Linked DNA regions of Mus musculus: region 2 is linked to region 1. The links are chromatin loops, found by intact Hi-C in ENCODE. Cell type or tissue: heart. All regions are shown on one strand. Links, peaks and the distances in the headings refer to the core of each region. The heading gives the core; the rest is flanking DNA. Region 1 overlaps Ctnna3 (catenin (cadherin associated protein), alpha 3). Region 2 overlaps Ctnna3 (catenin (cadherin associated protein), alpha 3).

The links. A loop is a pair of places that touch in the nucleus more often than their neighbours do. Peaks named below come from ENCODE experiments on the same cell type or tissue, not always from the same donor. Only the 100,000 strongest peaks of a DNase experiment are listed, where the experiment ranks them.
Region 2: it touches region 1 in a loop (2.0-fold over the local background); 2 of 42 quality-filtered maps call a loop at or near these places.

The regions. Positions count from the first base shown.
Region 1 is chr10:63,873,023-63,889,209 of GRCm38, reverse strand. All of the region lies in intron 7 of Ctnna3 (catenin (cadherin associated protein), alpha 3), which reads right to left. Among named protein-coding and RNA genes, the nearest start is that of Gm30644, 63 kb to the right of the region's middle. In heart, for the core only: no CTCF peak of the experiment used is centred there; a DNase peak (open chromatin) is centred at 8,619.
Region 2 is chr10:63,947,289-63,963,475 of GRCm38, reverse strand. The region is part of intron 7 of Ctnna3 (catenin (cadherin associated protein), alpha 3); the gene reads right to left. The region is part of intron 2 of Lrrtm3 (leucine rich repeat transmembrane neuronal 3); the gene reads left to right. Among named protein-coding and RNA genes, the nearest start is that of Lrrtm3, 130 kb to the left of the region's middle. In heart, for the core only: no CTCF peak of the experiment used is centred there; a DNase peak (open chromatin) is centred at 9,025; H3K27ac peaks cover 745 bases.

The sequences.
Region 1 (16,187 bases), core at 7,563-10,062:
GGAAGACACAGAGCCTGTTAGGGAGCCAGTATCTTAATTGTAGTCCAAGTTTGAAAAGAATGCTCTAAAATCTGAAAGGAAAAATGCTGGTTGGAAAAGACTGGGTAAAGAGGACTCAGTTCGCAATTGTGTAATGAGACTTTGTTTTAAGACGGTGGCAACATGAACAAAGAGAATAAAGCAATAAAAATTGAAACAGCAGATTTAGCGGGTCAACCGGATTTAGTGTTTGAGTTAATCTGACTCCAGGGATTAAAGTTTGGTTGGGACATATTACAAATCACTCAGAGACATTATAAGATTAGAGCTGAGATTTAAAACAGGAAGACTGTGATGGATAATACGGATTGTCGACATGATAGAATCTACAGTCATCTAGAGAGTGAACAACTCGTGCGTGTTCCTGAGTTCCTAGACCAAGTTAGCAGAGGTGCAAAGACTTTGCCTACATAGTCTAAACTGAATAAAAGGAGAGAGTGGGCTGAGCACCAGCATTCACCCATCTCTGCTTCCTGCCTGTGGATGCCCTATGACCAGCTGCCTCACACACCCACTACCATGACCCTCCACTCTCATGGGCTGTACCCCCAAACTGTGAGCCAAAAAAACCGTGAGCCAAAATACTCTTCATCCTTACATCCCTTATGTTGGCTGCTTTGTCGCATGAATGAGATCAATTAATACACTCCCTGTGCATTTGGGGGGCATGTGAAGACAGCTACAAAATCAAAGGCTATGAATCCAAGACTCAATTGGTTCTACAAGGTCAATATTGAGAGAGAAAAGTATCATCCACTAGGAGGATCTGCAATGCTATAGAAATGAGGATATACTGTTCCCAGAGAGACTAAAGGGAGAAAGTCAATCATGGATATTATATGTGAGTATACACGTATGCAGAAGGAGGCAGGGAGCTGAGCACATTCACCCTAGTGTTAATTCTTTCTTCTGGTATTTTAGGTAAGATTATCAATTCCAAGTAAGGAGGGGCTTTTGAGTTGAGAATTTAGATGATTAATGGACTCTTGAAAAAGTTTATCAAGGACACACAAAAACGATACACACTGTCTCCTATATATCTGAATACCTATATATCTATATTTGTATATATCTATATTTTGAGAGAATAGAGAGAGAGCACAGAATGTCAAATGTTATGGCATAGAAAGCTGATCTGTAGATGGACCAGCACAGAGAGGAACACAGAAAGCAAGTGATTGGACTGGTCGAAAGTGAACCCTTACAGAGTTGGTGATGCAGAGTAAAGAAATAGAGGCAGCCACGTGAGAAAGTGCTGGCCCTTGAAAATACAAATGATCAAGGAAAAATAGAGAGTTAGACTTGGGTTGAAAAATAAAAGAATCAGGAAATTGACACTTTAGATGAATTTATAGAGGAAGATATGCTGGTGAGCTATCAGAAACCAAAAGTCACAAACACAAACTGGAGTTTAAGATCCCAGAGCCACACGATACTACTATCCATACGGTGGAGAAAAGAACATTTTAACTTTTGCCTTCTGATCGTGGAGTTTTCAGTTAAATCCCTTTTGAAGTTTTAGCTGCCTATTTTTCTAGAGCACCATTAAACACTCTCTTACACTAAAATGGCTTCTGCGTTTGCTCCAAGGTTAGAGTGCGTAAAAGAACAAGGGCTGAGCTACCATAGCTCTTTGTTTATCCATTTCTGAGAAATAAACCGTGGTTGTGCCGTGCGTTTAATTGAATTTCTATGTAATTTGAATTTTTAGAAATTTAATTACTCCTTAGGAAAAAAAAATTACCAGAATGAGAAGAAGATAAACAGTAGCGCACAGAAAGCAGAGAATGGGTGGTAACAATGCTTTAATTACCAACAACACTGGGAAGCACTGGAAAAACATACAAGTATTGAGACAGAGAAAGAGAGAGAGAGCAAGCGAGCAAGAGAGAGAGAGCAGTTTTAATTTATTACTTCCTGTCACCATTTGATCATAATTTCAGCAAGTCTCCTCATATCAAACAAAATCAAAGAAAAGTACTTTTAAGAAAGCTCCTTCAATTATAGGGTAGCATATGTTTCCTCTATACCAAAGATCCTGGAGGGGGAAAAAACAAATTGCTGAATGCATAATGGCAGACAGGAAACCTTCCAAAGCTGAGAACAGAGAAGTCTTCCCAACAGAAGGGAGGAAGCCCAGAGGCCAGATTGCCCTAAGAGACACAGTGAATAGCGAATTACCGCAGCGCCATCTCTCACTTTCTGTAAGGGCAGAGAGCGGGATGAATTATTAATCCGTGCTTGGGTGAAGCACAGGGAGGTGCCGCGTAACCAGACTCAGCCAAGAACAGTCTCAAAGTGATACCCCGGCAGTGGAGCAGCAACCTTGCTCCTGCGCCTCCCTTACTCCACTTGCGCTGTGGCTAAAGATCACGAGTCTGATGAAAAGAGGCGACAGAATCCATCTTCAGATGGAAGACCCAGGCCAGTAGGTCTACAGTGGCTGCAGCCCTACCGTGAGCGGAAGTGGTACCTGGCAGAGACCGTCTGTCTGAGCGTTATCAAAACGGTGTCTAAACGTAGACAGAAAGTCTGTCAGCAGTTCTCTGGCAACTCTGCTCTGGGCTTTGTAAATATCTGGCGCCAGCCTTTGAAATACGCCAAGCATGAGGAGCTGCCAGCAATCTGAGTCTCCTCGGAGGCTACGATAAGCTTAAGGGGCTGTGCTCAGTGGCTCCTTGAGGGTCCAGCCAGTGTTTACAAAAACTCACCATTTATTTCGGGTATATACAGTAACCACTGATGGTTTCATTAAAAGCTACATTAAAAGTTATCTGCTGGAGGCTGCAGAGGTGTCTTAGCAGTTTAAAATGTGTGTTACTCTTGCAGGAGAACCGAGTTCGACTTTCAGCACCCGCGTAAGGTGACGCACTACTGCCTCTGAGCTCCAGGGAGATCTGACTTCTTAGCTTCTCCACACCTACACTCATATGCTCAGCTTAAACTCTACACAGAAATATACGATAACACATAATTTTTTTAAAAAGACAAAACAAACCTTTCAAAAGGTTATTTATTGGCCAATTTCCACCAAACCATTTGGTTTCGTTTGAAGGCATTACATGCTGCTAATATCTAATAAGCAGTATAATAATCCAACAGCGATAAGTTAATGTTAGTAAATCTACTAGAATATCATAATATAAAAAGCACTTGATAAGTGGTTGGTGATTAAAAATCACTTTCAAAGACTCCACTAGAATTAACTGAATATTTTAATAGAGCTAGAAAAGAATTGAGAATTTTTCCAAAGGACACCAAGTAAATAATTACATAAATGTTTGGGGTGGACATGTGTACCCATTACTCAGCTCTCTCATCATCGTGCACTGTCTACGTGGGTTGAAATTTCATACCATATCCCATAAAAAGTACCGGCAGTTACTAAGGCCAATGAAAAATAAACATATAATCAGGGTATGATGGCTCACACCTGCAGTCTTAGCACTCAAGGGCTGATGGGAGAGATGGCTCATGAGTTTGAGGTCATCCTGGGCAGAAACTCAGCTAAGACAAGCATAATTAGATGATAGATAGATAGATGATGATGATGATGATGATAGGTGATGATAGATAGATAGATAGATAGATAGATAGATAGATAGATAGATGATAGATGGATGGATGGATAGATAGATAGATAGATAGATAGATGATAAATAGAAGATAGATGATATATGTGTGTGCTAACTATTGTGATAAATGCTTACATACCTTATTTAACAACCCACAAAGGAAGGAGATTCTGTTGCCTTCTCTATATTGAAAAGCAATGCCACTATCAACAGGCCCCTAAGTTAGTTCTAACGTAGTTCCACAGATGGTCTGGGTCCTTTACTGTGCTTCAATTTTGTTAACGTCAGTGATTTCACAAATTGTTTGCATATAGGGCTGTGACACTTCATCCAATTAGTTATAAGTTTCTCACATACTTATTAGAGGCAGAAAATAAGGTTGAGAAATTCTTATTCGAAGACATTAGGAAAAACATTTTATGATAAATCGTAGCATAAAACTACCTTACCCTAACCATCCTCAAATTCTGTCTCACACTCACACAAGCATTATAAAATTACACATCCCCCTTCTATCTCTGCATAATGTTCCTTTGCCATAGTCATTAAATAGCAGGAGGCAGCAGTGGTCCCCTAATGTACAGACCTGGCGAGAGCGAATGCAGAGAAATGGATGCTCTCAATTAAAGCATTTTCAAAAATGAGACAGTACTCCAACAACATTCCTCCACCTTCCACCTCTGCTTCGCCAATCTAGGGCTTAAAGATCTGTTGGGATGATGGTTTATATGAATAATCCAATACAGAACACTAAATTGTGGATAATAAAGTCAACTATATCATGTTAGATATTTATAGAAACAGATATCAAAATCCAGAATAAAATATCCTAAGGTTCAAACTTATTTGCAAAACCATTTATCACTCTGAGTATGTTACATCACAGGCATGGTTTGTACTTATTAAATAGAATGTTGTGTGTTATAATGGGAAATTCTTTCAGAGCTAATGCTTGTTTGCTTAGTCACCTTCAGATGCATGTCTGCGGGGAAGCATTGAACTTACATGTGTGTGGAAATGCGTGTGTATTTAGGTTTATGACGCCTAAAGTAGGAGTGAAAACCATGTATGGAGTCTCAGAATGAATGAGGATCCAGGAGCATACACACACACAAGTCAGGAGTGGACTAGCAGCAAACATGACTGGTGAGCGTCAGAAACAATCTTCTCCAAAACGCAACAGAAAAACCACTTCACATCTGTAAGCCATATGCTCAATAGTGTGTAGCAATGGTTCATATACCTTTCTTCTCAAGAATGAATTAAAGCTTGGCTGACTACCTATCTGACTTAAAAACACTTTTGCACAATATTCCTTAACTCTTTTTAGTGTTGGGGGTTTTTATACTTTGTAGGGGGGCATGGTTACACGTGCTCCACAGACACCATACCATGACACATACACATTTACAAAATACTATTTTTGTATGATGCTGCTCTGCTCTTCAAACCTCCCTTCTCCTAAATAGCTCTTCTTCGGGTGACAGCGACAACTTGCTAGCTGATGTATGCCTGGAGAAGCACAGGACCCAACCCTGGGAGGGTGGAATCCAGAAGATAATATTCCCTTGTGTTACTCTGTTTGATGTGTGTTAGCCTGTGCTTCCCTTTCGGGGAGATCTTATAACTTATATAAACATTACATTTCCTAAGATATCCATCTGTAAGAACAGGAGGAGTACTACTTTCAAGTGATTTTTTTCCTAGGGGTCAAAATATGCACTGATTTGAGGATACCTTTGTCTACTTGGATGACATATCTATTCAATATAAGCAGGAAATAGCACAAATGGATTTTCAGGTACAGTAAGAGAGCTAGAATATAAGGAATATATAATTATGTTGTGTTTTATATTTTAGATTATGATTTTGTTATCTCAAGTTTCCATTGAAAATTGGAATGAATGAAACAGACAACTTCAGATCGATATTTAACGGTAGGTATGAAGAGAAGGGGATCAGGTGGTAATCTCTGTGCTTATTAAACCTAAATAGCATTCCCATACAGAGCATCAGAGGTCAGAAAAGGTGAAGGCTCAAACTTCTTCCCAATAGAAAGTTCAGTTGTTCAAAGGTTGAGAAAACTATTAATTATCTCTAATAAACATCGCAGAATTGCTCAGCCTACACTGGAGACTTAAGACAATATATTTACTCTTCTAGTTTTGGGGCAGTTATTTTAAAGCCCCAAAGTGAAACTGTATTAGGAAAACTATATTAGTAAAGAGAAGCATGGGGGGGGGGCTGCATTCTGTTCCCTGTGCTCCACTTTCCAGCCCACAGCTCTGCCTACATTCCTGGAGGCCCACTGGCACCAGGGACAACCAGGCAAGACCCTGCCCCAAGCCCTTGCCTGCCAAGTCCCCTTAAAAGCCACACCAGCCCATGAACTCCATCTTCTGGCCCACAACTTGGCCTGCTTTCCTGGAGTCTAGGTCTCCAGGCCCACTGGTACTAGGGACCCCAGAGGCAAGATTAGTACCCTAACCCCAGAGGATACACAGGCCAGAAAAACCCAGGGAGACATCCTACTGGACCTGAAGACTCGTTAGTCATCAGAACACCAGGCCACACAGGCCAGAAGACAGAGGAAACAGAAACCAAGTTGAGGAAAGCATCCAAAAACCATCCATCTAACAGAGATAAACTCAGAAATAAGCATCTAAACCTGTAATAACTGCAAAACCCAGAGGGTTGAAGGCCAGTGTAAGAACACCTGCAACAAGAGCCAGGGCAATATGGCACCACCAGAGCCCAGCTATATCCTACGATAGCATGCCCTGGACATCCGAATGCAGGTGAAGCATAAGAAAATGACCTTAAAACCAATCTTATGATGATGATCAAGGCCTTTAAAGAGGAAATTAATAAATCCCTTAAAGAAATACAGGAACATAGAATCAAACAGATGAATGACTTGATGCATTGGAATTGACTGGCTGCTATTTGGGTTCACAGTGGAAAACCACAGCTGGCCTAGTACGCAGCACCTGCACACACCTGTTGATTCTAACTGGACTTCGAAATAGCAATGACCAGAAAGTTTTTTAAAATTGGCAAGCTTGTCACTTCTCTATAATATGGTATAATTAGAAAATACCAATCATATTAAATTTGCTTTCCGATGTTGTTAATAGTACATGAAAATTTCAAACCATCTGGAAATTTACAAGTTGGCAGTATTTACAGTTATTTGTTTGGGGATAGCAGAGAGGGCTGTGCCATCAGTTCAGCACTAGCACAGGGAAATCTATGCTAATAATCTCTTGTGTTTGTAATTATATAGACTGGTTCATAAGTTATCTGTATGTATTACAAATGTGCATCTACAATGATCATAATTTTAAATAAGTGTTGTTACGAAAGAAAGCGAGAAGGTCTGGGGAGATGGAGAATCCAGTAAGGCACTTGCTGAGCAAACATGATCCCCAGGATGTGTGTGTGTGTGTGTGTGTGTGTGTGTGTGTGTGTGTGTGTGTAGCGAAATTTTAAAAGCCCATTAACCCAAATCTGTTTTATATCAAAGAAAAAAGAATGCCCTAAAAATAGAAAGAAAAATAGGTGTCCTAAAGGGCCAGATACAAAGTATGAAAAGCAAATATTTACCTCTAAAACTTTGTTTCTAGACATGGTCTTTTCTGTCACTCACTCAGGACTTAATTTTATTGTGTAACCCAGGCTAGCCTCAAGTTCATCATGTAGTCAAGACTGGACCTGATCCTCCCTGGCTCCTCATGTGTGCTGAAATAACAGGCCACAGCAGTAGACTGGGTTTCATTTTCAAACGTTGATGGTGCTGAATCATAAAAATAGATCATTTAAATAGTATAACGAGGCCTTCCATGGAACAACAAATACCTTACATCTTAAAGGAAAGCTGGAGCAGATGGGGCTCTGCACACCTTTCCCAGGACTCTTCAGAAGGCTATGGCAGCAGTGTGCACTGATGGTACCTTCCATTTCCAAGGACTCCTGCCACACTTGATCTTAGGGCCTATTTAATATCTGCAGTGTTGATTGTATAACAAGCAAGCAAAAGATAAAAAGAGAATGAGCAATACACACACACACACACACACACACACACACACACACACACACACACTTAGAATGATCTCCATGAAAGAAGGAAGACTCAAAAGCTGAAACAATAAAAAAAAGGGGGGGGGATTTTTTTTTGGTTTTGTTTTTTTAATTTAAAAGGGTAAGGGGGTCCAGTGGCCAGTCCAAACTGGGATCCATCTCAAGGGGAAGCTCCAAGGCCTGACCGCTATCACTGATGCTATGGTGTGCTTACATACAGGAGCCTAGCATAGCTGCCCTCTGAGAGGTCCAATAAGCAGCTGACCAAGACAGCTACAGATACTTACACCCAACCATTGGGCTGAAGTCAGATGAATCAGGGAAAGGCTGGAAGAAGTTGAGGAGGAGGGTGACCCTCTAGAAAGACCAGTAGTCTCAACTAACCTGAACCTCCAAGATCTCACAGATATTGGGCCACCAAGCAGGCAGCATACTGGAGCTGGCCCAAGGACCTAACACATATACAGCAGAGGACTGTCTGGTCTGGTCTCAGTGTGAAAAGATGCACCTAGTTTGAGGCCCGAGGGGATGGTAAAAGAGCCCATGCGTGTTCTCAAGAAGGTTGATGCAGAATTGCCTCAGTGGGGAGACTGCTCCCTCACCATCTCAACTGCTATACCAGAGCTACAAAGGAACCCCATACTGTTTGTTTCATAGTCAGCGCTATCATTTAATCAAAGTCTAACCACCCAACTCTTTGTAGCAGTGTACACAGAAAAATCCCAAATGTCTAAACTGCACAGCCTTTGGAAACATCACACCAGATTTCATCAGTGCTTACAAAAACACTCCAAGATTTGGACCAAGCAAAAGTTGCATAACAGCAAAATATCCATCAGGATCCTGTCTCCTCCAGCGAAGGCAAATGTGCTTTGGCCTCTCAGCATTGCTGGCAGCAAAACAAACCTGACATCATTCTCCTCAGCCCAATTGGCAGCCCAGCTGTGCCATTATCCCCAGGAAGAGAGGTCGTGTGCGGTAATGCCTGCATTGTGCACCAGACAACCAAGTCCAAATTACCCCCCTCAGAGCAGCGCTCAGCCTCCTAGAATACAGAACTGAGGAGAAATGCTGGTTGGTTGGAGCAGACCAATCATGGGAAGGGATGTTTTTTGACTGATAATGTCCCCAAATTACCGGTGTCAACGTGGCGTCTGAAAGTCGGGGCCAAAGCAGCTATTTTTCTATGGGAACATTCACTAAAAACATGGATGCAGCTGCTTTAGTCTTGACTTCTTTCTCTATTTTTATAAGATATATAAGGTCACGACTAGAAGCACAGATAAAAATTTTATAAAAACAAATTAACCAGAAAGCATTTTATCCATTTTTAGATGCATCTAGTCCTTTTTAGAATAGTTTTTAAAGGCATATGCAACCTGGGTCCATGCCAACTGGCAATTTAATAAGCAACTGTATAGTTGTGCCTTTTCAGTTACAAAATACACCAACATGATAAATTAAAAAAAAAAAAAGCTGGTAATTCAGTCTTTTGCTTATGGATACAATTTTCCCTAGGCTTGATTTATCAAAAGAAAAAATCATGTTTTCCATACCAGGAGAACAGTAACCCTTATGAAAGTTCAGAATGTGTGTATGTCCATGGCTACATACAGAAAAAGAAGGTGGCTTCATAGGAGAAAAAGAGACTGCCCACAGCCTTTTGTTCTGAGGGTGGGTTATCCACGTTTGAGATAATAGAACATGGTCTGAGTTAGTGAGGTTGAACTGTATTTGTCTCTCCCAAGGTCCCCTCTCTTGATATCCTCTTTAATAGTTTCTTGGTCTCCCACTCAGGGAAAAAAATGCTATGTGTATCATCACACATTTATAAGAGAAAGGTCATCTATGCATATCTGTTTGCTCCCTGTAACCAACAGTAGACCTGCTGGGTTAAAGAGACTGTATGCAGGTTAGTTTGATATCATAAATTCCTTTATAAAGGAAGCCCTATATTTTCATAATTGTTCCCTATAAATCATGTAGACTTAGTTTTTTAAAAACTGACTTTTAATAAGGTTTTTTGAACTCTTTGACCCTCTCCCTCCTTCTAGCCCACCATCCAAAGGGAGGGGAGAAAAGATGGTAAATAGGACATGGGGAAGTTTGACCTGTTTAGAAGTCATCTTGTGGGTCGGGGGGGTGAATTTTAATTACTGTTTGTCAAGATACCAGTAGTCTAGTTTAGAAGAGTCACTTATCATGAATCAGCAATGGCTGCAAGATCCAGCAGAAGCCACCAGGCCTCCACTGAATCAGCACTAGTCAGTGGGAGTGACCAGGACCAGGCAGAATGCCAGGAGTTCTCTTCCCTGTCTCTCTTGATGAAGTAAAGATCAGTGAAGATGTGAGACCAATGAAGAATTGCGAGTCCAGCTATGCAAGCACCCCTTCACTGTCAGCTGAGTCCTATTTATACTCTCTCCAGACACCACGTGTGCTCCCATGGGCCTTGCCTCAGCAAAGCATCATATGAGTTTGTGTCACAGGACACAACCAGAAACTTCCACTTCAAAATCATATATCACAAGGCTTGCTGAACCACTGGAATAACCTAACATTCTGATGGTGATGTTAAGGCAGATGAAAGAGAGTGCTTTGACAAGAAAATACACTTTTTGACTTCAGCCTCTATACCTATTTAACTCAAACTATACCATTGCATCTCAACTATATTCAAATCACAGATGGACCAACTTTCCTCTAACCTGAGGAAAAGCATAAGAAGTCCAGAGTTCAGGACTTATTTTGACTCTCACTTAATCCTAGGAAAGAAATTTCCCACTTTATGACAGTTGCTCAGAACACAACCACATGGCATCAGTCCAAAGGAACCTAAGTCATAAATAGAGTTCTAGCGAGGCTTAGGAGATGTTTCAGTCTTCAAAATTCCACAGAAAATGCCTTTGGTTCCTGTGTTAATGAAGGTGTTTGTTTGTTTGTTTGTTTGTTTTCTTTAAGAATTTTTAAGAACTACAGCCCTGGAAGTGAATTCCAGGATCTACAGAAGGGTCCTCACCATGGGCACAGTCCCATGTTACTCCCTGCAAGCATGCAAAGATCTTCTAGACCCGCTGTTCCATCTACATTCCTGTGATAGGGGCAGCCATGACCAGCTTCTCTGGCCAGTAGCTCCTGTTTTCCCAGGTACTCGCCATTCCTCTCTGGGACGACTTTGAAAATCAGTTAAGTAAGCTTTGCCATGTTGGGAAAAAGATTTGAGATTATTGTAATATGATACTAGAAAAAGTCATGCTTGCCTCTTGGTAATGCTTTTTCAATTTGCAACTTGGATACTTTATAGACACATCCATCCCGTTAGTCCACTGAAATATCGGTTTGCAATTTGCAGCTGTGGCAGAGAAAACTGAATCTCACAGCAACAAATAATAAGGCTGCAAAGAAAATGTCCAACTGTTTCTTGAGAAAAAAATTATAACATGAAAAATTATAAGTTAGATGATACGTTTTTAAAATAAAAAATTTTATGTGCCTGTATTGATGTCTGAATTTAAGGTTTGGGGGTTTTGGGGGTGGGAGGTGTTGTTGTTATTTTAGTTTTTCTCTGCATCCATTAATGAAAAGATCATGTGATCATCTCAGTACATGGAGAAAACAACTAGGACAAAGGCCAAACATGCTTTCTTAATGAAAACATGGAAAGAGTTAGGATGGAAGCACATATCTTAACATAATAAGGTCTATATGACAAATTTATAGCCAATACAATTCTAAATGGGGTGTGGGGGATCACAGTGCTTTGATCCCAGTAAAATTTAAAAAAAAAAATCAAGTGTCCACTCTCTCTGCTCCAATTCTGTGAAGTCTTTACTAAAAGGGACAATAAGACAAGGGACAGAAATATAAAGGGCACCAGTATGAAAACAAGAAATCAAAGAATCCCTGATTCCAGGTAGGATTGTATACGTAAGAGACTGCAAAGTCTCCATATATGATTCTACACATAAGAGACCAAAGTCTCCATATATGATTTCATACATGAGAGACCACAAAAGTTCCATGTATGATTCTATACATAAGAGACCACAAAGGCTCCATGTATGATTCTATACATAAGAGACTGCAAAGTCTCCATTACATGTATCTGAGAATTGTGATAAGCACTTTCAACAAAGTGATAGAAAAAAAAATTAGCACAAAACCTTGAAATACACCAGTGATAAAATATACTGAAAAAGAAAATGGAAACAATCCCACTCATAATAGCCACATTAAAAAAAAAAAGTCTATGGAAATAAGACAATGGAAACTCTAAATGCCAAAGTAAGAAATTAAGGGAAATACTAAGAGATGGGAAGACCTTTCGTGATCAAGGAATGGTTACAGCCATCCTATCAAAAGCAATCTACAGACTCAATACAATCCTAATCAAAACCTTAGGGCTATTCTTCATGGAGATAGAAAATATAATCTTAAAATTTATGTGGAATCCATAAAAGACCATGGATAGCCAAAACGATCCTGAACAAAAAGAATGAAGAAGTTTGTTTCAGAGCCACAATAATAACAGGCACCGACATACATAAAACACATTTTTAAAGTGTCAGCATCCACAGCCACCAGCAAAATGAATATTAAGATTTAAGATTCCATCTCACACCAGTCTTAAATTACTAGTAACAGAGGAAAAAATGTCACCACAAAATGAAAAAATCCTGATGTTTGGTAAATAAATATTTCTAATATTGTTTGTGGTTCTTGGTCACTGCTGTAATATGCATTTATTCTGCCTTGAAATTTGATAATGTTGATTAAGAAAATTTTTCTGGGGGGAAATGCCTTTCTTGACCCAGTATATTATGCTTGTAAGGTGTTTCCAAATATGATTTTTTGACCATGGGGATTGGACCATCTATAAGCCTGTCTATAAAGTGTATCCCACAACACACACTAAACAGGTAATCCCCTGGAACTTGCACAGAAATGTTGAAATGACCCAAAAGCAATGTATGTAGCAACATGGTTCAAATAAACTAAAATTTAATATTCTGCTATGAATTACATACATAGCTCTCCATGACCAGCAAAGTTATAATGAACTGCTCCATAAGTGGATAACCTACAGATACATAAAAAAAACAAGTGTTAATTTGCTAAACTAACAAAGAATATTAAGTGTGTGTGTGTGTGTGTGTGTGTGTGTGTGTGTGAGCGAGAGAGAGAGACAACAGCAGAGAGATGCCAAGGTAGCTACACTTGTATTCTCTTTCCCTAGAGAACCTAGATAGAACCTAGAACCTATCACACTATTTATTCATGCCATAGCTACACATACAATCCCCTCACAGTCCTCTGGCAGAAAGTAAATAAAAATTGTCCCAAGGAACCCCACCTGGTATCTATATAGGACTTACAAATTATGGGGCAAATAACTTCTTTCTGTAGAAGAAATAGAACTATTTCCATGGGTTATGCATTTCAGGAGGGTTTATAAGCTCAGGTAAATCTGGGATATTTCACCATATTTAATGACAATAACCGATATCCAAAAATTGGTGTAAGAAGTGTGTGCTATAATTTATGCAGGACATATCTATCTCTGACAAGCATGTACATTTCTTTCTTGATAAACTAAAAATAATTGCAACTTATGAGCATTTGATTTGAAATTTTTAACTACTTTGTAGTTTGAGTTCCCTTGATATAATTGAAGTGTGTTTGCACGGAGGGAGGGAGCATTGATGGGCACCACAGTGTGGAGCCTGAGCTACAGAGGGTGACTTGGTGGGAAGTTCTCTGTGCCTTGATTTCCTCATTGGAAGAAGTGGAACTGATCTACACACCCTTCATGACAGAGTGGCTGAGGATTACAGAAGGTATGAAGATCTCAGGACAGTAACAGGCACTACCTACTCTATACACGATTGTCAACCAAGTAAATTAACCCAGCAACTAAAACACAAGATGTGCCCTTTGCCTCCGGAGTCAAAACACAGAAGCAGCTCTCCAAAGGGCCTGCTGGATGGAACCACAGGAAGCTAATGCTCTTGGTAAACAGAGACAAATGAGAAAAGCTATTTATGCTCTAGCTGTGCCAAGCCTTCAGTGTATGAGGACTTTCAAATCCAGCAGTACATTTCCCTGTACGTCTGTGATTTTCTTTTCTCCGTCTTCTCTCCTGTCTGTTGCTTCTCTCTTCTTTCCTCCTCTTCCTTCTCTTCCTCCTCTTCCTCATCCTTTCTCTGCCCTTCTCCCTCCTGCCTTCCACTCCTTGCTGGCTCATACAAACCTTCAAGTTTTACTCTCCACTGGACTTGAACACACCAAAATATGATGACATCACCAACTCTTCCTTGTAGTTTATTGACTTGGGGGCGTTCTGAGTTGTGGGGGCGGGGGTTGTGGTAATTGTGTTTCTCTCTGATCTAGTATCTTGTCAAGAACCAGAAGCATATGAAGAATTACCACCACTTCTTCATGGACCTCAGAGTTAAAGCAAGAACTAGTGAGGTGAGTGAACCAGGAAATGACAAGGACCTGAAAGTGTCTCGGACGGATCCTTGGCACTGGGAAGATGCTCTAAAACTTCTCAAATAGATGTTTCATTAATATTAGCTTCCCTAAATTCCACCATTTTAGAGATGCATTCATTTAGATAATTAAGTATTCTATATGTTAAATAAATCCATCCCTCATTTTCCCCTCAGGTGATACACAGATGTGAATGTCATATTATACAACAAGAAGCCAATTCTGAAGGCTTTCTGGATCCCCTAACAGAATTCTGCCACCTACATTTCGATATCCTCACTGCACTCAGACAGAAAAGATACATCTCATGAGATAATAGTTCATATTTCTGCTCTTTTATGAATTCACTGGGGAGTCTCATTTTAATATTTACACATCTAATGAGAATGGTGACTGTCTCACATGCACACCATTCAAAGATCCTAGCACTCAGCAGGCTAAGGAGAACTACAAGTTTGACGCAGACTGAGGTATTCAGGGAAGCCCTGTTCCAGATAATGAACAGTAACAACAAGACTGCTTATAATGCTTGATTGAAAAGGGATTCTGGCCCCTTCCTTTCAGAGTAGCTTTAAGAACGTAACTCAAACATTAGCACAAAAAAGTACTAAGACACAAAAGTCTGCTGCTCAGAGTACGTAATGGAACATTTGAAATTGTCTCGTGACTCTACGATATCAAAAAAGTCTACTTTTGCTGTTCCTATACAGTTCATTTATTTCCATTTCTCTCAGATAACCTTAAAAGTTTTATCATTGAATTTATTTTTCTATTAGTATGTGGAAAATCTAATTTGAGAAAATGAATCTTCAGGAAAAAAAATGAACTTTTTTCAACTGAAAGTAACAGATGAGAGGTGATCTGTGGTATAAAGAGAAAGGCACAGCAACCAACTCAGTCCTTAGTTCCCGGAATCCAGTATGGTAAAGACATCAGGGTAACATTTTGACCCCTGGGGCTTCTCTCTTTTTTTTTTTAACTTATGTATCTCATGAAGATAAATTATTCAGTCATTGAGATTACTTGTTAAAGTAAGGAATTTACTGAGGGATTAGAGAGATGGCTTGGCATTTAAGAACACTCGAGGCACTTCCAGTAGACCTAAGTTGGGTTCCCAACACTCACAAAGCAGCTCACATCCATCCAAAGTCCAGTTCCAGGTCATCCACAGCCTTCTTTTCTTCTTCTTCTTTCTTCCTTCTTCCTTCTTCCTTCTTTCTTCTCTTCTCTTCTTTCTCCTTCCTCCTTCCTCCTCCTTCCTCCTCCTCCTCCTCCTCCTCCTCTTCCTTCTTCTTCTTCTTCTTTTTCTTCTTCTTCTTCCAGCCTCTGTAGGCACTGGGAGAGGGGGTATGGGATGGAAAGCAGCGGGAAGTGGGACAGGGAGGCAGACTGGAAGGGGAATGAAAGACTAGACTGCAAAAAGGGATTAAAGAATAAGAAAACAATTGTGGGGGTTGGGGGAATTTGTTTTGTTTTGCAGAGGAGGAGAGCAGGGTTTGTTTGTATTTGTTTTAATGAGGCAAAGTTGTTCAGGAAGGTTCAAGTCTGTCCCCAGCAGAAAGCAAGTTTGAAATGGAAGCCACTCAATGTCAGATGTGCTAAAGTAGGTCTGTGAGGCCATGGTCTTGAATCCAAGAGTAATAGTGGCCGAGATGGGGTTATAGCTGTGGGTGGGTGACCGGAAAACGTAGCCCTCAGGACTCACGTTCTTGGCATAGTCATCACATTTAATGATCAAAGTGAGGGTTAAAGAAAGACAGTAAGGAATCAGTTCTAGAGCTGGAAAGATGGTTCAGCAGCTAAGAGCACTAGCTGCTCTTCTGGAGGTCCTGAGTTCAATTCCCAGCAACTGTCTCTAATGGGATCAGATGCCCTCTTCTGTCTCGTGCTCTCTGTCATGCAGGCATATGCACATATAGAGTGCTCATTTACCTTCATAAATAAACAAATAAATCTTTTTTTTTTAAATCAAGTCTAGCTTTTCATCTGCTGATAACC
Region 2 (16,187 bases), core at 7,813-10,312, 74 kb before region 1:
TAAAGCCTGTGGCACTGGATCTGCCTTGTGTTCGAAGCCACATCACATATTAACACATTAGTTAGAATTTTCTATGGCAATTCTTCCCTTTAAACTCCATAAGAAAACACGCAGAATGTATTTATTATTAGTAAAACATAACTGAAATTGCCAGAGTCTAGGGAATTTTTAAGAATTTATAAGATTCAGAACTAATTGTTTTTAAAGTCTTGAAGGACATTTACATTTACATTTGCTTTTATATCATTTGCATAGCTTCAAGTATTAGTCAGCATTTTTGTGTACAATTATACGCATACGCTTTATTGGTACTAATTCTTTATAGTATCCCTAATTAGAACAAAGCAGTTTTGACTCGCTTCCTTTAGTCAGCAGTTTGTGTTTTAATTTCTGTCCATGTCAGTAAGGTTATCCCCACAAGGCAAAGGAAATGTATTTCTTAAAAGGTTTGATTTAGTGAATTACATGGTGTCTGGAGTGACTGTCCTCTGAGACCAGCCACCACCATCTTGAACAGTTCAGCTGTCCTCCTTACAAAGGATACGCCCAGCTGGGATCGTTGGAGGTCTATGAGCATCCACTACAGAAGGGTGAAGTAGAGCTTGAGTATGCAGCTGCCCTCAACCACCTGACAATGTGGTTAGTGGAAGATTCAGGACTCTCCATCCATGTAGCTACAGCGAAACCCTTGTCCACACCTGTAAAGGCTGTTCTAGTATAGCCTCTTAAGGAAGAAGTACTTTACTTCCCTTGCAAGTAAAGGCTAACCTATGCTCTCTAAAGAAGCCCAAGAAACTCTTAGTTCCCCAAAGTAAACTTGGATAGATGGTGGTGTTGTTGAGACCTTAAGAGAAGAGGCAGATGTGAACATCCCCCTGGAAATGAGTTTTATCGGCACATGGGTAATCAGGAAGTAAGTTAGGACCAGTTATGTATGACTATGTCTTAATCAGGGAACACAGTGCTCCTGAGTCATAAATGGAACAGTAGTTATATCACTTATCTCATATGGGTGAGACTTTCTGCAAGACAAAGGGCAAGATTGCTTGCCTGGAAAACACACACACACACACACACGAGCGCGTGCAACTTTCAGCTACAAAAAATAAATAACAAAGTAAAACAAACAAAAAAGCAAAAAAAAAAAAAAAAAAAAACCCACCACCAACAAAAAAAACATGTTCCTTTCTCTAAAGAAAAGAAAAATAGATGAGGCAGGAAGGACTTTCAATAAAGACTATGTAGCTACTTGAGTTGTAAATGAGCTATACAACTTTCTTAGCTTCTGTATTCTGCCAGCACCTATGGCTCTAGCCAGCATGCTTACAGCATGTGTAAGCAGGCATGTGACCCAATAAGCACAGTGGTAGCTGTGCCCCCATGGCTCCATGCAGAAAGGCTGCAAGGCCTCTTCTTAGGCCTGAGAAGCATGGAGACAAGATGAGTCCCAGAAGCCATGTGTCTAACCCCAGGTTAACTACATACCCATTCTTCAGCCTTGGCATCTTCTAACACTTGGAGCTAGAAATTTCTGCCTTCTTAACGTTGTAATCAAAACAAAAAGGACCTTTAAGATTAGATGGTCTTATAATCAATAAGGTTATATAATCAATATAGCCATATACTATTGTCTCAATGATTTATGTAAGGGTGTGGATTACTCCAGCATTATGACAGATTAAAGGAAAATAACAATTGACGGGCTAGCTAGCTATTCAGCAAAGCTGCTCTTTATTTTTTGGGCTCATGGAAGTCCTGTTTTCCCAGTCTCTTTTCTATTACAAATAGCCATTTGTCTACACTCCAACATGAGAGACATGATGTTGGGTATTTCTAGTTATGGGTAAGACACCTCCCTGAGCAGGTCCTCCAAAGAATTTCTTCATGCATGAGATGAATGCAGACATCAAGAATCTACAAGAAAGCTGAACCACAGTTATAAGAAAACATATCCACACATGGCCCATTAGGGAGCACACGTGCTAATCTTGGAATGGTGGAATGCTATAGAAATGATATCATGATCAACTTATCTTTAACCAATGAAAGCTGGGCCTTATCTTTTATATAATGTAGTACCCAAGTGAAAAATAGGAATAGAAAAAGTTAAGTGTCAAAAGAAATTACTCCCGAAAGCAGACTGCCAGTCACAAAAGAACACCATCAAAATGTCTTTGGTAATTATTCTTATTTCAGAGTTTTGATGATCAACAAGACGCTTAGGAGTTTGTAGAAAATGTAGTGTTCTCTCAGTCTTCCCAGGAGTGACGAGCAAGTTGATTTCTACTTTCTCTACTCCAGTGATGTCTTCTTTCACTGGAGTTCAATCACTCTTATAAAAATCATGTTCTCTAAATTAGCCATGCATCTCTCAAATATGTATACAGGTATACATATGCACATACATATATAAGTTTAGCTAAATATGAAATACTACATGTACTGTTGACGTCAATATCAAATCTACAGTCATAAGCCTTAAAGGTCTTCTGAATCCCTTAGCTGCTAAACAGACTGTGTTTTCCTTGCGTCAAATATTGCTCAGACGTAACCTCGTTTCCTCTCCATCTCAAAATGTTTTGTTTTCCTCACTTTGAAAAACTTTTGTGTGAGAATTAAAATTGTAAACATTATAAATCTCCTCCACTTTGCTGCCAAGTAGAGGAAATGTAAATAAATATTATAGCATTTAAACACCCATTTGTAATTTCAAGTAAGTGGAAATAAAGTCAACTGGGAGCTCCAAGGGCAGATTTTTGTAGACAGAAAAAAAAAAAAATCCTTATTCAAGTGACATACACTGAAGCTTGACCTAAAGTGTGTACAGGTAAAGGCCGGAGGCAGATAGGAAGTACTATGTCTTGGGATGTAAGTTGTACCCAAACTCACAGGTGGACACGGAACAATAGGCTCAGATAAGCCATGTCATGGCACAGAGGCTTACCATGTCATGCAAAAGGTCCCTATCATGCAGGTAAATCTGAACTTCTCATCCTGTCCATTTTCTAGAAAATGCCTTTGTGAGAAAAATATGTCATCTCCTGGGAATTTTCATCCCAAATTTTAATTTGTAGCCTCATGGCTTTTAAGGCTTCTGTGGAATGATTTGAATGGTTCCTTAGTCATTAAGTTGCAATTAAAAGTTGCCCAAACACAAATGCTATAATCCAGAAACTCAACACTCAAAAACATGGCACCCAAAGGCAAGGTGATATCAGGAGAAGTTAAAGCTGGTACAGGATTAGATCCAAACAGAGCAGAAGCTTTGGCTGGTGATTCATAACACAAAGAGCACACAGCAAGCATAGAAGGCAAATATGAAATAGAAGAAGTTTCTACTGTACTATTAAAGTTACAGAGGCTATTTTTATGTATTTATGCTTAAAGTATGAGAGTTAATTTCCAAAAGCTTATAATAGAATTTATAGGAAGTCTTATTTTTGGAGATCAAATTCATCCCACTGAATCCATATGAATCTTCCTTCACAAAGCTCACTGGTATTATATATCTATATACATGTATATTATCATATATAAATATATTACACATGTTCTTATATTTATGTAGGCATATAAACATAATATACTAAATGAGCATTCTCTCAAACCTATGCCAAAAACTAGAACAATAGTTCCAGTCTTTACCTATCAAAAAATCCTCTTAACTAAGATACAAAATATATTTTATTTCAAATTCATCAGCATCTCCCAGATTTACTTGTAATCCCTCAAATCATGAGATAGACACTAGAACTTTCCCTCTTGTGGGCTTCAAAACAATTTTGCTCCTTAGTTTTGAAAAATGAGATTTCTGTTTATGTGGGTGATTGTATGCCATTGAGTGTTTGTCATGTTGGAATGAAGATGCTGTGTGTGTGTGTGTGTGTGTGAGAGAGAGAGAGAGAGAGAGAGAGAGAGAGAGAGAGAGAGAGAGAGAGAGAGAGAGAAATCTGAGGGTCCATTTATTTCAAGATAAATATTAAGCATTCATAAATACTGAGTAAAAGCCAACTAAGACACAGTCATGACAATACTTTTAAGGAAACTATATACAACAGAAATGAAAAAAATTGATTATGTATATTTTATGTATCTGTATATCCTAGAAACATTGCAAAGAGTGAACACCTCAGTAATTTTTTTGTTCAGTATTTCTTATTTAATATTCAAGGAAAAATAGACCATGGCACACAGAGTAAGCAGAAAAACAATTGCCCTCTTACAAAATCATTATTCCCTGTTCATTTCATTCCTTATATAACTCTTTGTAATGATGTTTCCATTGATCACTTTAGTACCAGCAACTAGTCAACAAACTTTAATAGGTCTCGCGTCACGCATGTATATTAAGCATGCATGTGCTTGCTGCTTAAAAGGTATGAAATTAAACAAAGGTAATAACTGAATCCAGCATTCCTCAAACTTATGTAATAAAGGGAATCTGCTGGCCTCAGCTGGATCAAACATGTGATCCAAAAGTGATTACTTCTAGCAAACTCTCAGGCAATTCAGAATGGGAAACTGGAAAACAGATTCGGACTAAGTGCCCAACTCTCCTGTGCATGAGTTGGTCATTAATTAATGTGTTCAAGCTGGGCATGCTTACGTGCTGGACATAACAAGAAAATAAGGCACACTTCCAGCCTTACAAATGCATATAATAAAACATGTGAAAGGCTTGCCTGAAAGTACATGCACCATGCAGTGAGAAGACAAGGGGAGCAACTGTGGGTTCTGCTGAAAGGGTTAGGTGAAATCTATTCCTAGCCTCATACAAAGAAACCCATCAGCCAAATCTCAGAAGGGTAGGGGCTTGCTAAGTCACCCGGCAAAGGAGTGGCAGATTGATAAGAGGAATTAGGACTGGTACTCATATGCTAAATGGATTGGCTGGCTAGACTATTGGAGGATGGATAGTTTTGGAAATTATTTAAGAAGTAATGAAGGGCAATCAAACTGAAGTAAAGTCAATTATACAGAGAAGACAAGATATGGTATATGGTAAAAGAGAGATTGGATAGGCCTAGTAATTGGATGTAGACTGGGAGGCAATGGAGTAGGTAGTTCACATTATAAGAATGGATCAAATTTGTGGTGAGGAAAAGAATTTAGCATATGTTGTTGGCATATGCAATAATGTCTGGGTTTGGTGGTTGTTTATGGAATGGATCCCTGGGTGGGGCAGTCTCTGGATGGTCATTCCTTCAGTCTCAGCTCTAAACTTTGTCTCTGTAACTGCTTCCATGGGTGTTTTGTTCCCCATTCTAAGAAGAATCGAAGTGTTCACACTTTGGTCTTCCTTCTTGAGTCTCATGTGTTTTGCAAATTGTGTCTTAGGTATTCTAAGTTTCTGGACTAATATCCACTTATCAGTGAGTGCATATCATGTGTGTTCTTTTGTGATTGGGTTTTCTCACTCAGGATGATATCCTCCAGATCCATCCATTTGTCTAAGAATTTCATAAATTCATTCTTTTTAATAACTGAGTAGTACTCCATTGTATAAATGTACTATATTTTCTGTATCCATTCCTCTGTTGAGGAACATCTGGGTTCTTTCCAGCTTCTGGCTATTATAAATAAGGCTGCTATGAACATAGTAGAGCATGTCCCTTATTACAAGTTGGATCATCTTTTGGGTACATTCCCAGGAGTGGTATTGCTGGATCTATGTTCAATTTTCTGAGGAACCACCAAACTGATTTCCAGAGTGGTTGTACCAGCTTGCAATACCACCAGCAATGGAGGAGTGTTCCTCTTTCTCCACATCCTTGTCAGCAGCTGCTGTCACCTGATTTTTTTTCAAGCAGATTTCTGCATTTATTGCATAGATCGGATTGAAATGGCTTTGAGTTTGAGTCTTTTGAGAAGAGCTATTAACTCTCTTCAGAGTCACATAAAATTTAAGATTTGCATGTACTCACAATTTATGTCTGTCTTGTTTTTGTCTGTTTTTTTGTTTTGCTTTGTTTTGTTTTTGTTTGCTTTTTGTTTGTTTTTTAATTAGGTATTTATTTCATTTACATTTCCAATGCTATCCCAAAAGTCCCCCACCCACCCACTCCCACTTCTTGGCCCTGGCGTTCCCCTGTACTGAGGCATATAAAGTTTGCAAGTCCAATGGGCCTCTTCCCACTGATGGCCGACTAGGCCATCTTCTGATACATATGCAGCTAGAGACATGAGCTCTAGGGGCTACTGGGTAGTTCATATTGTTGTTCCACCTATAGGGTTGCAGATCCCTTTAGCTCCTTGGGTACTTTCTCTAGCTCCTCCATTGGGGGGCCTGTGATCTTAGCCATTCTGACTGGTGTGAGAACAGGACCCTGATATAGCTGTCTCCTGTGCGGCTCTGCCAGAGCCTGGCAAATACAAAAGTGGATGCTCACAGTCATCTATTGGATGGAACACAAGGTCCCCAGTGAAGGAGCTAAGAGAAAGTACCCAAGGAGCTGAAGGGGTCTGCAATCAAATAGGAGGAACACCAATATGAACTAACCAGTACCCCAAAGCTCGTGTCTCTAGCTGCATATGTAGCAGAGGATGGCCTAGTCGGCCATCAATGGGAGGAGAAGCCCTTGGTCTTGAGAAGATTATATGCCCCAGTATAGGGAAATGCCAGGGCCAGGAAGCAGGAGTGGGTGGGTTTGGGTACAGGGATTTTGGGGAGGGTATAGGGAATTTTCAGAGAGGAAACTAGGAAAGGGGATAGCATTTGAAATGTAAATGAAGAAAATATCTAATAAAAATGTGAAATTTTAAAAATAAAGAATTTAGCATATGCTAAGTTAGGGAATCAGGCAAGAATTTGACAGGTGTATCTGACTGGGACACAGCTGAAGATGTGATCTAAACCTTCAGTAAGAATTTCCATTTAGAGATAGATTCAAAGTCAAGAGATAAATGGTGAATACAGATTTGGGCGCAGTTGCAGGCAGAGAAAGAGTTGCACAATATGGGAGAAAACCGAGGACCCAAGGACAGAATTGTGACCATCCTTGTGTTTCAGGAATCATCAGAGGGGGGAAAATAATCAAAAGTGGAACACAAGGAATGAAATCAGGAGTCATATGATTTTCCCCTTTATGTATTTATTCACTTTACACCTGGATCTAAGCCTCCCTCCCTCCTCTCCTTCCAGTTCCACCCTCACACATCTCTCTTCCCACCCCTTTTCCCCTTCCACTCTAAGAAGGGAAGCCCTCCCCGATGGGTACCAACCCACTGTGGCACATCAAGTCTCAGGCAGGACTAAGTGCATCCTCTCCCACTGAGGCCAGGCAAGGCAGTCCAGCTAGGAGAAAGGGATCCAAAAGAGAGGCAACAGAGTCAGATTCAATCCCTGCTCTGCTTGTGAAGGGGACTCACATGGACCAAGTTTTACATGGGTTCAAGGGATTTGAAGTCTGGCCTTCATGCTTACATGGCAAGCACGGACCTCCTAAGCCTTCTCATAAGCCTCTCTTTCTACGTTCTGGAAGTATAGAGATTCCCTGGACACATTTTAGCAGAGCTGGCAGTTAAGTCTCTTTGAACACTCAATACTTAATTCATCATCTTCCATTCCAAGAAAAGTTAATTCTTTTTCTGATTCCTGATCATTGAAGTGAATGAGCCCCCTTTGCTCTGACCATCACGAAGAGCTCCTTATCATCTAACCTCAATGGCTTTGGTGGGACACACTTTAGAATGTTTACACTGTATTTATCCTGCTATAGTTTGTTAAGTGTATGCAATCTATTTATATGGGCATCTTTGGGGGAAATTTTGGAAATTTCCTCTATTGAACTCTTCAAACCATGCGTTCTAGACTCTTGTTGGGGAGATTTATTTTCACATCTTCTTAAACCTTTTATCTAACCTAATGTCTTTGATACAATACCTCATTCCCCACCCCATGCTTTAATCTTAATATTTTCCAGTTTGCTAATCAAATACTCTGCTGTGCTTAACCTCACCACACTTCATTAACCACAGCTTCATTCAATTCAAGAACTACCTGATTGGTTGTTTTGTGTGGATTCTAAATTTAGGATGATCATCTGAGACCATTTTCCTCTTCCCTTGATCATGTGAAGGCGTCACAGGCATCTCCGAGCCCCTTCCTACTGTCTGTCTTTCACATCTGCTTCCCCTGCTGCATTCTCTCTGCTTTACCTTCTGTCTGTCTAATTGTTCTTACTACACAATGGAGATGGCACAGAAGCAGCACTGGATCTTCCAACCAGAGTAGGGGTCTCCTGTCAGAATAGTACTTGAGAGCCCAGGGAGTCTGTGGGACTGGGGCTAGGCTGCATTTTTAGGGTGTCCTCTGGTGTTTGTTTTCCTCTATTTATAATCTGTGACAATCCCTGAATCTTAATTGAACTCTTGGTATGTCTTTATCTCCTTTATCTTCTGATGGGAAAGAAGTAACCGCTCTCTCCTCTCCTCTCCTCTCCTCTCCTCTCCTCTCCTCTCCTCTCCTCTCCTCTCCTCTCCTCTCCTCTCCTCTCCTCTCCTTCCCCCTTCCCCTCCCTTCCCCTCCCCTTCCTCTTCCCCCTTCCCCTCCCTTCCCCTCCCCTTCCCCTTCCCCCTTCCCCTCCCCTCCCCCTTCCCCTTCCCCCTCCCCCTCCCGCTCCTCTCCTCTCCTGTTACCCTTTCCTTCCCCTTCTCTCTCTGTGTGTCAGAAATGTTTGACTTCTTACCCTACCCATGTGCCCACAAAGAGGTTGTTGAGATCTTGGAGAGAGTTCAGACTGCATTTGAAGTTCTCTTTTCCCTGTTCCCTGCTGCCAGCTTCTCTGGTTTGTTTCCTCCCAGAAGCCTGCTGAGGTTTTTCCCTCTGCTTTGCTGAATCATTCAGCCCAGGCCTGGAGCTTCCTGTGCAGCCCGAGGACACAGCAAGCATCCAGTGGAGAGAGCTGACTGTGCTTTAGATGCCGCGGATCTCCAGTTTGCTATCTTAACCCTGAACAATCAGTACAAGTGTTGCTGGCTTTCCTGACTCCCAGGAGATACATTCAGCCTGGGCCACGTCCAATCCTCAGAGCTCAGAGCAAGCAAGCACACACACACACACACACACACACACACACACACACAGCCAGCAAGTGCCCCAGGGAACGAGAGAGGAGAATCAACAGAAGGCCTCCGATCTGTAGTTTAGTTCACCAGGTCCTGGTTCTTCCCACAGCTCTGAGAAAAAGAACTAATTTGTCTTTGTTGTTCTGGGTACTGCAACAGAGAAACCAGCCTGCCGTGACCTACTAGAAAATGGAAAGACTATTACATATTAATAGCTCAAATTGGTTCTTTAAATTATACTGAGACTAAACCAACTTCCGTGTATTTTCCATTTGCCATTCTAACTTTGAAATCTAGAGAAACACTAACATCTTTTACTCATTATGTGTCTTTCAATATTTGAACAAGTATTCTCCTTGTCTCTCAGTGTAAATAGCAACACTTACTATCTTCATTTTTCATAGTTCAGTCCCCTGCTACACTCATCCCCATCATCACATGGTGACAACTGGCTGACATCCCTCTTATGAAAATATGAACAAATGTCCCAGAAGCTACAGTTAAGCCTAATGAAAGATCAGCAAGAATCATATCAAAGCTAATTCAATGCAAAGAAAGTTATTTGATGAATTCTTTTAAAACCAATGTGTGGGGGGCGTGGGGGGGGAGAAGCACAAGAGAAAATAAACTGTCTGAAATTCATAGAGTGGGATGAAAGTTTCCCAGAGAAAAGAAGGTCATGACAAAATGTTCAGTATGATGACAGGAGCAGTTGAGTTGGTTCGAAGCCTGAGTCTCAAACAGCTTCCGTGTATTCTCCGGACTTGAGTATGTCTTCACATGAGTTACCCTGCATCATCCAAGGAACTTTTGGCCAAGGTCAAAAAATGGAAATGATGATACAGTTTCTTAGTTCAAATACAGATGCTTATTTGGCTCGGCTGCCCCTGGATGTTTAAATTGTCAAAGTAGTGCCAAGCAGCCATTCTTAACTCTTACCATGAAAAAATAACCACAATATTCCTGTTCTTTCCACGAACAAATCTTAATGGTGGCAGAAGAAGGTTAAGCTGTCTATGGCAACATCTTCCCTCTCCCTGCTCTTGTCTCTCCACAGGTCTGATCTCTGTGATATAGACAGTACACTTAGTGAGGACTAACACTCAGGGATGTGATACCAGCAAAAGGGTCCTCTCTCTCTCTCTCTCTCTCTCTCTCTCTCTCTCTCTCTCTCTTCTGTATATCTCTCTCTGTCTCTCTCCCTGACTGTATATCTCTCTGTCTCTGTCTCTGTCTCTGTCTCTTATTCTCGTGTGTGTGTGTGTGTGTGTGTGTGTGTGTGTGTGTGTGTGTGTTTCTCTTGCCCTTTTAAAGATGCTAGCTAATGCAACTAAAGCATGCTTGGACAGGGGAAAGGAGAACGTAGGACATGCTCAACCCATAACACCACCATTTGGTCAAACTTGAAATAGACCCTCCCCTCGAGTTCTGTTTGGCATACAATGGAAGAATACCAAGGAATCTCAAGATTGGCTTAGTTGGATCATCTGAGAATAGTAGTGAAGTAGGAAGACTCATTCCAGGGGTTGAAGTCATACACTAGAACAAAACTGCACCTGCCTGAGATGTAAATGCTCAGAAAAATGCTCACATGTTTCCCTGTTCCCCCTGGAGGAATGTATACAACAGCACCAAATACATTCTTACTACTAATGAGGCTTTTAGAGAGAGAGAACAAGAGAGCCATTATATCTCTCCTTTTAAATGTGTTAAAGATTCTCTTCTTAAATTCAGCTGTACTGGATTACTAGGGATGCCATCGTGATGCAACACGCATGTCTTAGATGACAGAAGCTTACTGCTTTACAATTCTTGAGGCTACATGTTCCAGACCAAGTTATAAATCTAGATTAAGTTAGGGATAGAGTCTGGTTTCTTCTGAGACCACTCAGATAGTAGATCTTCACTATCTGTGTCTTCATATAAGGACCCTGTTTGTTTCTAGACCCCAAACTCTAGTCTATCTTCTTCCTTCCTCCTTCCTCTTCATTTTTAGCTCTTTATGAATTTCATAAAATGTATTTAGGTCATATTCATCCCCTTTCCCCAACTCACCCCATAACTGCCCCCTGCACATAATTTGTGTTATTTTTTGTTTTGTTTTGCAGATATATCTAGTTCAGTCTGTGCCGCCCATATACACGTGTATGTGTGGCCTTCCACTGGGGTACAGCTGGCCTATCAGGGACACACCCACAAAGAGTCCTCTCCTATCAGCTATCAATTGTCAGTAGCTCTTCAGCGAGATTTCTTTCATTTAAAATTTGTGTTTATTACAAACTTTAAGATAGCTTTTAAATGTGTGTGCTTGTGTGTGCTTGTGTGTGTGTGTTTGTGTGTGTTTGTGTGTTTGTGTGTGTGTGTGTGTGTGTGTGTGTGTGTGTGTGTGTGTGTGAAGTGAGTTCATGTGAATTCAGTGGCCTGCAGAAGCCAGAAGAAGGTATCAAAATCTCTGAAGTAGAATTACAGTTGTGAGCTGTCCCGCACGGTTACTAAAAAACAAACTTGAGCCCTCTGCAAGAGCAGGACACACTCTTAAGTGCTGAGCCATCTTCTCCAGACCCAAGAAATGCATTTAAGAATCCATTTAAGCCACACATTTAAGAATCAAGCTACTTAAGAACATTGTCAGTATTGGATGCATTAATTCTAAAAATATGCGGCTCACAACCTCCTTCATTAGGTGCTTAGGAGTACATTCAGCTCCTGAAGTGGCTACTTGAGCTGGGAGAGAGAGGGGGGAGAAGGGATAGAGAGAGAGAGAGAGAGAGAGAGATTCAGAGAGTCAGATCCATTCACAGTTAAATAGAGCAAGGCCCCACAGTTGTTTCTCCCTGGAATTCTTCTATAAATAAGCACCATTTAGAAGTGCCCAATAGATACATGTAAAGATATAATGCTCAGGACACTTAAGATTAGGAAACACACTGAAACCTATTTTACATCAAAGTAGAGAAAGTAGGTTCAAATTTAAAGCAAATATCTTATTTCATCACTAAAGATAAGATCAGAGTAAAGAGCTATGCTGAGATGGGAGATAGTTCTACTTAAGTAATGGTAAGGGGCTGGGCAACAGAGACCACAGCAGACCCGGGCCTGGGCCTTGGCACAGACTGGGCACTGACAGCATTAAGATCAGAAAGAAACAAGAAACACAAATTGGAGCCATGCGTCTCTAACTTCATGACACTACCTAGTTGCGGTTACACCAATGGCTGAGTTCTTCAAAGTCACAACACAGGACTCTGTTCCAGGCCAAGAAATTCCACAGACTCAAGCTGCAGTCAGAGGCAAATGCTATTTACAGTCCAAAGTCTGAGCTGATGCAGAGGGCCCAGTGTTTGGCGGGCACCTTGTAAGTTCTCCGTGTTATTAATCACTTTGGGTGGGAATGGAAGTGTGGGGTCACTGATGGCACGCTTCCCGAGTTGCAAAGGCCAGAACAATGGGGCTAAAAATTAACGCCCTCATTCAGAGCCATCTATTTTTAAAATCCCTGAGAAGCAACACACAGGAAGCTTTTACCACGTTAGCCAGCAAAATCTGAGCTTTCAATCAACAATTTCTTTCACTGAAGGTGTGGAGTGTGGAAGAGATCCAGAAACACAGATGGTGTCTCACATCTGCACATGCAATTTCCTTTTCCTTCATTTTTTATATAAGCCCCTCTTCTTTTCTTAAAAAAAAAAAAATTGATAGAATTTTTCCAGTAGAACGGAGCTAGCAGCGCTTATCGCTTCTGAGAATGTTCCTAACCTCCATCTCTCCATTTTAGCTGCAATCGAGGTCTTTTAGTATATGTAGAAAGATGAGGGAAAGATCTTATAAAGTCCCCTTTATTACATCCTGAATAATTTAATAAGATCTGGTTCCTCCAAAGAGCTAAAACTTTTAAACAGCCTTCCCTCATCCTGATCCCTAAGTTTGTTCAAACTTATTCTTCATAGGTCTTAAGGCCACATTGACTCTAGAAGATTGTGCTATTCATATTGAGGGGACAGTAAGGACGGTGGCTTGCTCAAGGTCACTTAGCTAGTTATGGCAAAGGAGCATGATAAATGAGGAGGAGTATCATAAACCACATTTTACAGGGACGATGAACAGGAAGGCAAATGGGTAACTCTACCTGCAGGAACCATTTCCAGAAACCTGTAAGGATACAAGGCCCTTCTTTTTATAAAGTAAACCAGATATATTTGAGAAGACAGCAAAGACTTACATGAAAAACTATAAGGATGTTACAAAATTCTGGATATGGATACCATGCTTTGAACTAGTGCTTCACTCAGACAAAAGGGAAAAAAATTAACAAATTGAAATTTAAGAATGAAATACTGGGAAACCAGACATAGCCATGGAAATGTGGATAAGAGGGGAAAGTCATAAAATGACAACATAAACTATGAAATGTTTTTAAAGGAGCGGTTGGCTTGCCTTATAAAAACACACACTCTATGGGAATGAAGGGCATTTGTGGGCACGCCATCTCAGCAGTCTGATTGCTCTGACAAAGGCCTTTCTCCTGACCTTCAGAGCCAGACAATCTGCTTCCTGAATATCTCTATTGACTGTATCTTTACCTTTATTTTTTTATATATACCAAACTCTTAGCAAAAGCAAATTCAAGCCGGTTGACCTTGAAATGCATTCTGTTTCAGAGGATGCCCAAACATGAGAGCATTTCTGCATTCTGGGTCCTGAGCATTAATTATCCTTGAGGTGCTCTGTTCATTCACCTCTACTCTATATTTTAAAAATTAATTTAATTATTTACTTTACATCCAGATTGCAGCTTCCCCTCCTCCTTCTCCTCCAAGGCCTTCCCTCTCACATCCTCTCCCTCTATCCCCCCATTTCTTCCTCATAGAAGGGGGGCCTGCCATGGATATCAACCCCCTTGGTCTATCCAGCTGTGATAGGACTAGGTATATCTCCTATTGAGGCTAGACAGAGTAGCCCAATTAGGGGTAAGGGGTCCAAAGGCAGGCTACAGAGTCAGAGACAGCCTCTGTTCTTACAGTTAGGGGTCCCACATGAAGACCAATCTGTGCATCTGTTTACACATGTGTAGATGGCCTAGTTACATCCCATGAGTGCTTTCTGGTGGGTAGCTCAGTCTCTGTGAGCCCCTATGGTCTCCAGTTAGTTGAGTCTGTAGGTTTTCTTATGTTATCCTTGACCTCTCTGGGTCCTTCAATCCTTCCTTCACTCTTCCACAAGAATAGGCAAGGTGGGGGGTTTGTGGAGGGATGGAACTGGGTTGGAGAAGAAGTAGAGAGAAGAACAAAAGGGATCAAGTGTGGAGAGGACAGAGGGAGAGAAAACTGGAATTATGGTGGTGGCATCTCTGGAATGACACAGAAACCTAGGACAATGGAAACTCCTAGGAATCTATGAGGGTGAGCCTAGCTAAGGCTCCTAACAATAGGGGATATGGAACTTGAACTGGTCACCTCCATCTTTAATCCTTTGGTCTCTACCCATCTTATCCCCCTACCCCAAGTCTTCTGAAACCTGCCCAGGCCACTCCTACTTCCATGGCTACTATCACACTGACATTATATCTTTTTTCTCTCCCGGACTCTCCAGTGGTAGCCTAATATCACTGAACACAGATACTCATGCTTAGCGTCTTCTTTTCTCTAGATTGCTAGTTTGTTAGCACAGGTTAATGTCACTCTCCAGCTTAACCACCGCCCCCCCCCATTGGCTAGCTTCCATTTGCTTTAATCAAATTCAAACCATCTAGAGTTATTAAATAGCCTCTGAGGAACTAGGGAACATGACTTTGATCGGTTTACCCTCTTTACCTCTCAAAACCACTGGTGAATTTCCCTCAGATGAGAGCATCGCTCTCAGACTTTTGCTTGACCCAAGAAAGCAAATATGATGTGGAGAACTTCTTCTCCAGAGAGTAAACCCAAGTCCCCAGAAGTCTCCTGTGTATTTGAAGGGCTGCATGTTTATGGTGCCCCTTACTGACCAGTGTACATGTAGTGTCCATGGCTATGAGACAGGGCTGGGCACAGTTGCTCTTTGAGACAAGGGAAGGAAGGACTGGCAAGAGAGGTGACTGAGAAGATAGATGGGTAAGAGGAAGGTCTCTCCTCAGTTAGACAGTCAAGTAGAATCCAGACAATTAATGTGTTATCAATGCAATCCTTAAGCTCAGGGTGATGCTAGCAAGTCACATATGAGGGAGAGTGGGGGCCAGAGCAATACACCAGCAACTCATTTAATGTAGGACCTCCATACAACCATTTGTCAACCATTTGTCTTCCATTAAGAGCTTCTTGAAATCTAGATACAATTTCTAAGATAATCTATTTCATCTAGAACCTACGTCATGAAGTTAAAGCACCAATAACTCATAACACCCAGGGGAGCAAAGCAAAATCTATACTTATACATTTTGGAGGCAAGATTTACACTTCCAATTTTATTTCCTGGATGTTCGTCTGACTATACTGGGGTAGGGATTATAAGGGTGATTTATGGGCACAAGCTGTGTGTAAGAAACTCTACTTTTTGGAAGAATGTTCAGTAGCATCATAAACACACATATCTGTGGCTATGGCTCAGCTTGCTGCCAATACTGCCCTGGGTGTTGAAGGAACATAAACTACAAATCCAAGATCTAGGAGTCATCAAACTAGGTAAAACTTTATGTAAATGTCTAAGGAAGTGTGGGGTGTGGGGGGGGATCCACAAATGTCTCCAGAGGACCAGGTAATACATAGGAAAGATAACTAGTTGTTCTCAGGACCCTGAGATATAATTGGAAGAACAGTCATTAACACACAATAATGCTTAAGACATGCCAGAGAGAGCACAAACACTAAGTTCCTCCAGCTCAGGCAAGGATGGTTACATAACTGTTCAATGTTTTTTTCCTTAAGCCTTCACGCTGTAGATAGAATTGAATGTGCCTCCTGATGAGAAGCAGGGAGCTGTAGCAGAGGGAACATGAGGTAGCCTGGAGGAGGGCCAGCCTTAGGCGCCACATTGCTTTTAGAATGCCCCCTTTCTCTCAGGAAATAAAGTGATACGTGGTTTATAGAAAGCAGCACGTTGTGTTCCAGGTTACAGACAACTTCTTTGGGGTTTGGACCTGAAATTGT